Linked DNA regions of Homo sapiens: region 2 is linked to region 1. Evidence: chromatin loops called from intact Hi-C (ENCODE). Cell type or tissue: Caco-2. All regions are shown on one strand. Links, peaks and the distances in the headings refer to the core of each region. The heading gives the core; the rest is flanking DNA.

Region 1 (5,384 bases), core at 1,499-3,998:
ATCTGCAGGACAGGCTCTCTTGAGAATTTGGGGGGATGATAGACCCAAAAGCATTCTGGAGCCAGAGGCTTCTGCCTTCGTCGGGGGCATCAGGGAGTGTCAGTCATGAATTCACCATGACTTCTGACCACCTCTGCCTGGACTCCCTCACCTCAGTGCTGCCTAAGCTGGGTAACCACCAGCTTCCTGGGCCTTCACCCCGCAGGGCCTTCCTCTCCAGTGATGCGCCTGGAAAGAGGGATTTCTCTTTGCAAAGGTCTCTGGAATTGCCAAGTTATGGCTTTAAGCATATGTAGGGAAACTCCCTCCCCTTTGCACTTTTGGAGTTTTTTTCCAGCCCTCAATAGAAATCAATACAGTGACCAGGCTGCCCTTTTCACCACACTCTCAGGCTCCTGAGGACCCTGGTGGAAGATGGACTAAGCACATCCTGGGCATCGGGGACAGGCACCGGCTCCTCAAGCGTGGACAGGGACAGGGATGGGGCGGGGCAGCGCTGCAGGAGGTGGGGCCTGGGCTGATTTTCTTGCTGTACTACTTTCAGTCACTACGTACCTGTTATGGGTTGAACTAGGCTCCCTGTATTAGTCAGAGTTCTCTAGAGGGACAGAACTAATGGAATATAAAAAAATAAATATATACATATATATGGAAGTTTACTAAGTATGAATTTACAGGATCACAAGGTCCACAATAAGCAATCTGCAGCCTGAGGAGCAAGGGGAGCCAGTGTGAGTCCCAAAACCTGAAGAACTTGGAGTCCAATGTTCGAGGGCAGGAAGCATCCAGCACAGGAGAAAGCTGTAGGCTGGGAGGCTAAACCAGTCTCTCTTTTCACATTTTTCAGCCTGCTTTATATTCTAGCTTTGCTGACAGCTGATTAGATGGTGCCCACCTAGACTGAAGGTGGATCTGCCTTTCCAAGCCACTGACTCAAATGTTAATCTCCTTTGGCAACACCTCACAGACACACCCAGGATCAGTACTTTGCATCCTTCAACCCAATCAAGTTGACACTCAGTATTAACCATCACACCCCTCAAATGTATATGTTCAAATCCTAACCTCAGAACCTCTGAATGTGACCTTAGTTGGAAATAGGGTCTTTGCAGATGTAATTAAAGACGAGGTTGTTTTCCAGTAGGGTGGGCCCTAATCCAATATGACTGGTATCCTTATAAAACAGGAAAATTTGTTTGTTTGTTTGTTTGTTTGTTTGTTTAACTTCTATTTTAGGTTCAGGGGTCCATGTGCAGGTTTGTTACATGGGTAGATTGTGTCATGGGAGTTTAGTGCACACATTATTTCATCACTCGGGTAATAAGCGTAGTAGCCAATGGATAGCTTTTTGCTCCTCTCCTTCCTCCCACCCTCTACCCTTGAGTAGGCTCAGGTGTCTCTTGTTCTCTTCTTTGTGGCCATGTGTGTTTAATGTTTAGCTCCCACTAATAATTGAGAACATGTGGTATTTGGTTTTCTGTTACTAGATTAGTTTGCTTAGGATTATGGCCTCCAGTTCCATCCATGTTCCTGCAAAGGACATGATCTCATTCTTTTTGATGGTTGCATAGTATTCCATAGTGTATATGTACCACGCTTTTTTATCCAGTCTACCATTGATGGCCATTTAGGTTGATTCTATGTCTTTGCTATTGTAACGGTGCTGCCATGAACATTCGTCTGCATGTGTCTTTGCGGTAGAATGATTTCTATTCCTTTGGGTACATACGCTGTAATGGGATTGCTGGGTCGAATGGTAATCCTGTTTAAGTTCTTTGAGGAGTCACCAGACTGCTTTCCACATGGCTGAACTAATTCGCACTCCCACCAGCAGTGCAGAAGTGTTCCCCAAAAGGGGACATTTGGACACAGACACGCAGAAGCCCACTCCTGCCTCCTCACTCAGCCTGGATTTGTCTCAGTCGCCCTCGCTTGCCTCTCACACGTGTGCACCCTCACACTGCTTCAGCATCTGCCGGTCCTCCGGCCTTTGCTCTTAGAGCAGAGATTCTCAACCTTTCTCCATTTGGGCTTCCCTGAGTGGTTCCGTAGTTCATTTATGGTGCCCGCCACCCAAAATAAATTCCTGGCAGTTCTATTTACTAATTAGGTAGGTCCAAACAACTCAGTAATAGTAGGCTGGGTGGTGTCCAACAGCTGCCTTCGTGTATCACTGGGAAATCTTAAAGATCCCACAGTGGCCTGTGAGTTTGCTGAAATACCCCAGGTGCACAGTTTGGGGAACATAGTCTTATAGATTTGATGAATTCCCTTTTTGCACCTGTATATCACTCACGGGGCTGATCTATGACTGGTGTGCTAGTCCATTTGTGTCACGATAGAGGTAAACCTGAGACTGAGTAACTTACAAAGAAAAGAGGTTTAGCCGGGCACAGTGGCTCACGCCTGTAATCCCAACACTTTGGGAGGCCAAGTCGGGTGGATCACCTGAGGTCAGGAGTTGGAGACCAGCCTGACCAACATGGAGAAACCTCATCTCTACTAAAAATACAAGATTAGCTGGGCGTGGTGGTGCATGCTTGTAATCCCAGCTACTAGGGCAGGCAGAGGTCCTTCTCAGATGCTTTGGGTCCTGCCATTGAAAGGGAAGAAGAGAAGTCCCTTCCCTGGGAGAGCCTCAGTGATCCCTGCACAAGACCAGCCGTCTTCCTCCGCCCCATATTGTTCAGCCCTGGCACCCTGTGTTGTGCGTGGAGTCCCTTGTTTTCCTCTATCTTATCAGGAACCAGTTCTAGGTTCCTAACCTGGTCTGACCCCGGCACCCTGTCCTGTTACACAAGAAACCCGGATGCTGATATATATATGTCCCAACATTGCCCTTCCAGAGCCTCTCCAGCTGTGACTCACTGTTGACATGGCAACCCCCACCCCCTGGACTCCTCGCTCAACCCACAAAGACTATCTCTTGCGTACTCTGCTCTGAGGTGTTTTAAAAAGCGCCACCATAAACCTGTAACACAAGAATGAAACCCAGCAAGAATCAGGGGACAGGAACCAAGGAACATGACATCACGTGAGAACTAAGGGCCGCTCTGATTGACCATAGCATTTGGCTCTCAGCCTCCCACGGCCAAGGCTAAGGGAGGATAGGACAATTGTCTCTCTCACTCTTGAACAAGAGGGAGCTCCTGGATTCACCGGGAGAGTAAATTTGACTAGCTTGGACTTCTGCAAGGTAATTTGTTGTGACTGCATATTAAGGAGACTAATCTTAACATAATCTTAACATAATTTCTTTATATTAAGGAGATTAAATAAATCCATGGATATGTTCTTGAGTGAAATTTTTTTTTTTTTAAAGCAGAGACCTTTTCCACGGGATCACATTTTCTTTTGACACTCCTGGGAGGCAGGCAGGACCATGTTAAGTGGCTGTTTTTCAGTGAATGATTCTACGGGGAAACCTGAATAAGATGGTAATGTTATAGGAAAGTGTCTGATGCAGAACCCGGCAATGGCTAAAACTGGAAGATGCAAAGCAGCCTGCTAGTGTGGGAGCTGCAATAAACCAAATCCCTTTTTTTTCTCAGTCAGAAGGAGGGACTTTCCAAGCTTGATCCTCTAAGAAAAAAGGATCCCCTCCTATTTTCTTACCGATTTTCAATTCATCCAGAATGCATGCTTCTTAGTCTTCAGACTCCTGGCCTGGTCACCGCTTGAAAATATTTGGCAGCCCCCTGGTTTAACAGCAGCCTCGAAGTTGACAGCAACTCCAAATCCTGCGGCTCAGCAGTACAGAGCCAGCTGGCCTCACCTCTCCTCTGGGTCCACTGCATCTTATCAAGGCCTTGCTGTCCTTCCTTGGATCCGTCACCCCCGACCTGGCCCTCAGTAGCTCCCTCCTGGATTCTGACCTCACCCTGTTCCTCATCTTTGTCTTAACTCTTAACTTGGCTGTCTGCTGCACCCTGACAGCCACCTTGTCTTCTCTTTTCTCCTCTTCTCTCACCAGCTGTCTTCTTGGTTTTTCAGTTCCCCTCTCTCAAGACCTGCACTTTCTCTTCAAGTCAAGGTCCACAGCTCCCATGCTCTGCATTTATACTGGGCTGCGGAAGCTCCCACGTGGGGACCAAGCCCTGGAGAGGAACCCACAGTGCAGCGGCTCCTGAAAGCAGAGGCCTGCACCCCTAAGCCTCTTAAGCCCCCCACTTTCATTCCCTCCTGCCTCTGTGCATAGCCCAAGTCCCACCTGTCCATGTGTCACCCGGCTCTTCCGTGTCGTCTCCGTGAGCCTGCAGGGGCACCCAGCCAGCCGACAGGCTCCCGAGACAGTCCACTCACACAGACACACTGTAGCCATTTCTGAAGATTGTGCAGGGGAGACAGATGGTTCACCAGGCACACACCAGACAACCCGAAACCTACATTCCTTACTCAACAGGCCCGTGTCAGAAAATCCTCCCTAAACTGCAATGGGGAGGGGGACTGAGGGAATTCTCATCCCCTACATGTCACCCCACGGCTCACTCCTGCCTCCGACCTTCACACATGTTCACCCCTGCAACTTTTCACCCCTTTATTTTGCAGAGCAATCTGTGCCCAGCTCCTGTCCTCTCAAACTTAATCAGCTCATGATACGCTTAGCAAGACCTGCCCTTCATGAAAATGAGGGTGAGGGTGAGGGTGGCGACAGTTTTAAATATGTTTTAAAAGGAACATGAAATGAAGAATATTGGGCTTCACAAAAGGAACCCTCCTTTCCCTTGTTCTTTCTTCCCATGGAGAGGAAGAAGTTGAGGCTGAGTTATCACCTCCCATCAGCACTCGGTTTTGTTCCTGGACCCCTGACTTCGTCACCAAGGGCAGCTGGCTCCAGCTCTCAGCCTTTGAAGGATATTGTGGCTAGGGGTTCAGAGTCCCAGGCTCCCTCCCAGACAGATGGGTGGAGTGAGGCCACCTGAGATCTCACTTGCTAGGGTGGGTGCCACCAGGCCCACCGAGCTGCTGGGTCCTGGCCAAGCCCTCCTGTACCCCCTGAGAAAGTCTCCGTAGGGCTAGGAGCTGTTTGTGCCAACTTTAGATGGACTCATCTCTCAGTGATCCCATAAAATTGCTGCCTAGCCCTTCTGGTTTCAAGGATTTCACATCAGAAAACGTTTTACGAACCCAGGGCTAGTTCTGAAAACAGGAAGTGCTTTCAGCCCCCATGGGAGGAGGGGGGTGCAGGAGGCCTGTGGACCTGGACCTCTGGGAGCCAGGCTGGAGAACAGGAGCTGAAGGCTGAGCGGCGGCGGGGCCATTCACACAACCATGGTCTTTCCTCCCAGTGAGGAGGGACCCCAGGTGGGGCTGCTGAGCTCAGGAGCCGCTGGCTCTGCTGGAAGATCCGCCCCTCTGAGGCTGCGCGGGGAGGATGCAAGACT
Region 2 (5,384 bases), core at 1,154-3,653, 80 kb after region 1:
AGCTTTGTAAAAGCTCTCTGTGGTTCTTTTTAAAAGTCTGCCTGAATATAGTGTCTTCCTTTTTCAAATTTTCTTTTCTTTTCTTTTCTTTCTTTTTTTTTTTTTTTTTTTTTTTTTTGAGACAGAGTCTCACTCTGTTGCCCAGGCTGGAGTGCAGTGGTGTGATCTCAGCTCACTGCAACCTCTGCCTCCTGGGTTCAAGCAATTCTCCTACCTCAGCCTCCTGAGTAGCTGGGATTACAGGTGCCCACCACCATGCCTGGCTAATTTTTGTATTTTTAGTAGAGACAGGGTTTCACCATGTTGACCAGACTGGCCTTTTTCAAATTTTCAACTCAGCACCAGAGTGCAAGGTCTTCCACGTGGTCCCCAGGAATGCGGGTGCATAACAGGGTTGTTTCCAGCCGACCATGATGAGTGCAGAGCTCTCTGGGGTCCCACTGTATGCAGAAAGAGGATGCTTCCTTATTAGATTCCCCACCTCGAGCAAGCCCATGGGGATTGATTTTTTGCCTCTGCACCAAGTCAGGTTCATAAGTTCCCGTTCGAATTTTCTTACCTAGACAGATGCCCTTGTGGCTGAGCCGGGCTTCATTGCTGCCTTCTCCTTGAGCCCCTGCCTGGCCACTGTTACTGGGGCTGGCCTCTGACTACCCCTCACTAACTTGTGAGTCCACCGATACATTTAAAGGTGCAGCTTTCACATGTCAGCTGGCATTTTTAGATGTTTGCCGTGGAAGGGTGAGCCAGCATATGGCGTCAACCGTATTGTTAAAAACATAAGTCTCTGATCACTTTTTATTGATTGCAAGCAACATAAAAGTTGTTGAATCTCAAATTGCTCCAAATGCCACTTTTTCAGAACCTACTAGACAAGTGGATCTCTCCAGTCTCCCTCCAGAGAGTTTACCTAATATGACCACAGAGGAACTGCTCCCGGGTCACTCTGCCGGGGCCTAGGACCCATGCACAGTGGGTGCCACAGTGCTGCTCATGAGGCTGCTGTCGCAGGAGTGGGGAAGGGGGAAGACCTGGGCAGAAAACAGTGCCCCCAGTGTGTGCCCCCCTGCACCTCCCCCGGGTCTGGAAAAGCTTCCTTTTAGAGGAAGCCAGGAAGTCAAATGGCCCACACAACTCCTCTGCAGAGGGAGGCCCGGGACCTCCTTTTCATTCTCTGTTCATCTTTACACATTTCCATTATTTTCTCTCCATTTTCCTCAGAAATCTCTGCCCCTGTTAGAAAATCAAATCAAGGAGACTCACCAGAGAATAACAGAGGAGCTACAAAAGTATGGTGTCGACATACCGGAAGACGAAAATGAAAAAATGTTCTTCCTGATAGATGTGAGTGTTGCCAGCTGCATGGAGCTGGAGAAGCACATGTCATGGTCAAAAAAGGGACCCTGGGCCTTATGCACTTCCTTCTTCACTCCCCCAAGGCTGATCCAAAGACATCTGGCCCGTAGCACTCAAAGGGTGGACAGGGCTGAGGGAGGCAGGGCAGGGAGTGCAGATGTGGGGGTGGAGTCAGCAGCGAGGGATGCTCAGGCTGCGTTGTGCCTACTCTGTCACGAGCATCACCCAGATCCCTAAGGCAGTAAGGGGTGGGATAGGATTTTCTAGTGCCAAAACCTCTTCTTTCCCCTGATCCACAGTGTCCCATAAGAAAGCAAAGAATGACTCCCCACCCTCCACATAGGCACGGCCTCCAAATGACCTTGACACTTGGATTTGAAGTCTATCCACTTATACTGATGTTTTTCTTCTTGACAGAAAGTTAATGCCTTTAATCAGGACATCACTGCTCTCATGCAAGGAGAGGAAACTGTAGGGGAGGAAGACATTCGGCTGTTTACCAGACTCCGACACGAGTTCCACAAATGGAGTACAATAATTGAAAACAATTTTCAAGAAGGTGAGTGTCTTAGTCCCTTCTTTTGGGCTGCTACAACCGAATACCTGAGACTGGGTCATTTATAAACAGTAGAAACTTATTGCTCATTGTTCTGGAGGTGAGAAATCTATTCTTAAGGAATCAGGAAATTTGGTGTCTGGTGAGAGCTTGTTCTCTGCTTCAAAGATGGCACCTTCTAGCTGTGTCCTCTCATGGGATAAGGGACGAACAAGCTTCCTCGGACCTCTTTTTTACAGGGGTACCACAGGCATACCTCAGAGATATTGTGGGTTCAGTTCCAGACAAAAAGAATATTGCAATAATGCAAGTCATATAAACTTCTTGGTTCCTGGTGCATAAACAGTTCATTTATGCCCTACTGCAGTCTATTAAGTATGTAATAGCATTAGGCCTAAAAAATATGTATGTACCTTAGTTTAAAACACCTTATTGCTAAAAAATTGCTGGTACAGAAACAAAAAGTGAGCATGTGCTACTGGAAAAAAATGGTGCTGATTTGCTTGACATGGGATTGCCACAGACTTTCAATTTGTAAAAAATACGGTATCAGTGAAGTGCAATAAAACAAGATATGCCTGGAATGCCATTATGCGGGCAGAGTGCTCATAACCCAATCCTTCCTAAAGGTCTCCTCTGTTGATACCATCACACTGGGGATTAAGTTTCAACATAGGAATTTTTAGGGGACACCAACATGTAGACCATAGCAATGAGTCAATACCGTGGTAAACCTGATACGTTGGCTTAAGACAGAGAAGAGTGGGGCAGTTGGGGAGGATGGTCAGGATAAGGAGCTAGTGACAACTAAAGCCATGTTTGCTCTCTTCTATATCACTGAACCCAAATGACCATCCACTGATGAATTGATAAACCAACTGGCTTGTGTCTGTGTGTAGCGGTTGGCTTTGGCTGTCATAACAAAGTACCACAGACTTGGGGGGGCTTAAACAGTAGAAATTTATTTTCTTACAGTTCTGGAGGCTGGAAGTCCAAGATCAAGATGTTGGTGGAGCTGGTTCCTTCTAAGGCCTCTCTCCTTGCCTTGCAGATGGCCTCTTCTCATTGGGTCCTCATGTGGTTGTCCCTCAGTGTGTGTGTCCTCATCTCCTCCCACAAGGACACTAGGCAGATGGGATGAGGGCCCACCCTAGTGACCTGATTTCAATTTAATTACCTCTTTGCCTGTCTCCAAACACAGTCAGATTCTGAGTTTCTGAGGGTTAGGACTTCAACATTGGAGTTTGAAGAGGTCACAACTCAAGCTCAGCCCGTAACACCAAGTCCTGGAATATTTCCAGCCACAGACAGGCACAGAGTGCTGGTCCACAGCACCCCATGGATGAACCTTGAAAATGTCATGCTGAGTGAAAGAAGCCAGCCACAAAGGCCACACGGTCTATGATTCCATTGATAGAAAATGGCTAGAACAGGCAAACCCAGGCAGGCAGAAAGCAGAATAGTGGCTGCCAGGGGCTGGGGAGGGAAAAGTGGGAAGTTATCACTGATGGGTGATGGATGTGGGGTTTGGGAGTTATGTCTGGGGATGGTCGCACAACTTTGTGAATATACTAAAATTCACTCACCCATACACTTTTTTTTTTCTTTTTCTTTGGAGACAGGGTCTCACTCTGTTGCCCAGGCTGGGGTGCAGTGGCTCAGTCTCGGCTCACTGCACCCTCTGCCTCCCAGATTCAAGCGATTCTCCTGCTTCAGCCTCCACCTCCCTAGTAGCTGGGATTATAGGCACCTGTCTAATTTTTGTATTTTTAGTAGAGATGGGGTTTCACCATGTTGGCCAGGCTGGTCTCGACCTCCTGACCTCAGGTGATCACTGGCCTCAGCCTCCCAGAGTGTTGGGATTACGGGCGTGAGCCACTGTGCCTGGCCTGAACCATATATTTTTAACAGAGTGAATGTTATACTATGTAAATGACATCTCAATTAGAAAAATCCTTATGGGAAAATATTTCCTGACTAAAAAAAGTGTTCTAGATTACCACTCAAAAAGGAACTCAAACCCTCTGAACTTCTGATGGGGCTAACTCTCTCTAGTGTGGATTGTTGGGAGTACAAATCATTCCAAAAGTTTAAAGAAAAATGCAGCATCTTACACAGTGAACAGTGCTACTGTATCACATTCATACAAGTTGATGTGCCTGGTTTACTCTGTTATCCCATTTGACTTGTAAACACTTTCTACACATGGCAATACTTTCGACACATGAATATGTGATGTATTGTTAATTCCAGAAAGTGTTCATGCTCATTTCTAATGGGCATGCAGTTGAGGGCAAGGAGTGTATTATGGTACAATTTCTTTGGTAAAACTAAAATTGGATTCACAAAACTTCATACTCGAGTACGTTTTTAAGAAGGGGTCTTGGCCGGGCACGGTGGCTCACGCCTGTAATCCCAGCACTTTGGGAGGCCGAGGCAGGTGGATCATGAGGTCAGGAAATTGAGACCATCCTGGCTAACACGGTGAAACCCCGTCTCTACTAAAAATACAAAAAAATTAGCCGGGCGTGGTGGCGGGTACCTGTAGTCCCAGCTACTTGGGAGGCTGAGGCAGAAGAATGGCGTGAACCCGGGAGGCAGAGCTTGCAGTGAGCTGAGATCACGCCACTGCACTCCAGCCTGGGTGACAGAGCGAGACTCTGTCACAAACAAACAAATGAAAAAAAAGGGTCTTACTCGAAGTTTCTGCGTATGTGGGTTCCTGGCATCGTACCTGGCTCTGCACTCCCCTTCCTGAGATGACTAAGGAAAATTATCTTCAGATCTGGTTTTGTGTGTGTGTGTGTGTGTGTGTGTGTGTGTGTGTGTGTGTGTGTGTGTAATCCCTGGATATTTTTAGTTTACCAGTTAGATTTGATTTGATACCACTTTTTCTTGCCATTTATATTTTCAGAAAATTTAGAATGGTATTGTGTTTAGAAAAATGTGCAAGATTATTTTTGTAAAATAATTTAGAGGGTTTTTTTTCCTGCTATAGGCCATAAAATTTTGAGTAGAAAAATCCAGAAATTTGAAAATCAGTATCGTGGTAGAGAGCTGCCAGGCTTTGTGAATTACAGGACATTTGAGACAATCGTGAAACAGCAAATCAAGGCACTGGAAGAGCCGGCTGTGGATATGCTACACACCGTGACGGGTGAGTGCTCAGTTTCACCTCTGAGCATTGATTTCTAAAGAAAGGAAAGGTTCGAACCAAAGCCAGCACCAAACTTCAGCACTTTCCTCCTGGGGTGCATCCCACACCAACGAGCAAACCTCTCATTCTCCAGATGCCAAGTTGGTATTCAACAATTCAATTCAATTCTGACACTAACTACCCTCAGTCAGTGTGGACCCCATAGCTTAAGGGCTCAGTTCCACAACACTGGCCCCAACTACAAATGCCGGTCACAAGTCCCAGACCTCCTATTCTTCTGATGGACTGTTTATAAATCAAGGTTCTTGCGACCCA

The links. Hi-C counts contacts between places; a loop is a spot of excess contacts. Peaks named below come from ENCODE experiments on the same cell type or tissue, not always from the same donor. Only the 100,000 strongest peaks of a DNase experiment are listed, where the experiment ranks them.
Region 2: it touches region 1 in a loop (6-fold over the local background); 5 of 110 quality-filtered maps call a loop at or near these places.

Annotation. Positions count from the first base shown.
Region 1 is chr21:41,364,013-41,369,396 of GRCh38, forward strand. The region is part of intron 1 of MX2 (MX dynamin like GTPase 2); the gene reads left to right. Among named protein-coding and RNA genes, the nearest start is that of MX2, 4.7 kb to the left of the region's middle. RefSeq lists silencers at 549-598, 4,863-4,912 and enhancers at 3,523-3,622, 3,674-4,175, 4,343-4,392, 4,775-5,384, 5,173-5,232. In Caco-2, for the core only: no CTCF peak of the experiment used is centred there; a DNase peak (open chromatin) is centred at 2,879.
Region 2 is chr21:41,444,227-41,449,610 of GRCh38, forward strand. MX1 (MX dynamin like GTPase 1) reads left to right here. Exons shown (of 17, transcript NM_002462.5): 12 at 1,222-1,344; 13 at 1,774-1,915; 14 at 4,911-5,069. Among named protein-coding and RNA genes, the nearest start is that of MX1, 21 kb to the left of the region's middle. In Caco-2, for the core only: no CTCF peak of the experiment used is centred there; a DNase peak (open chromatin) is centred at 2,555.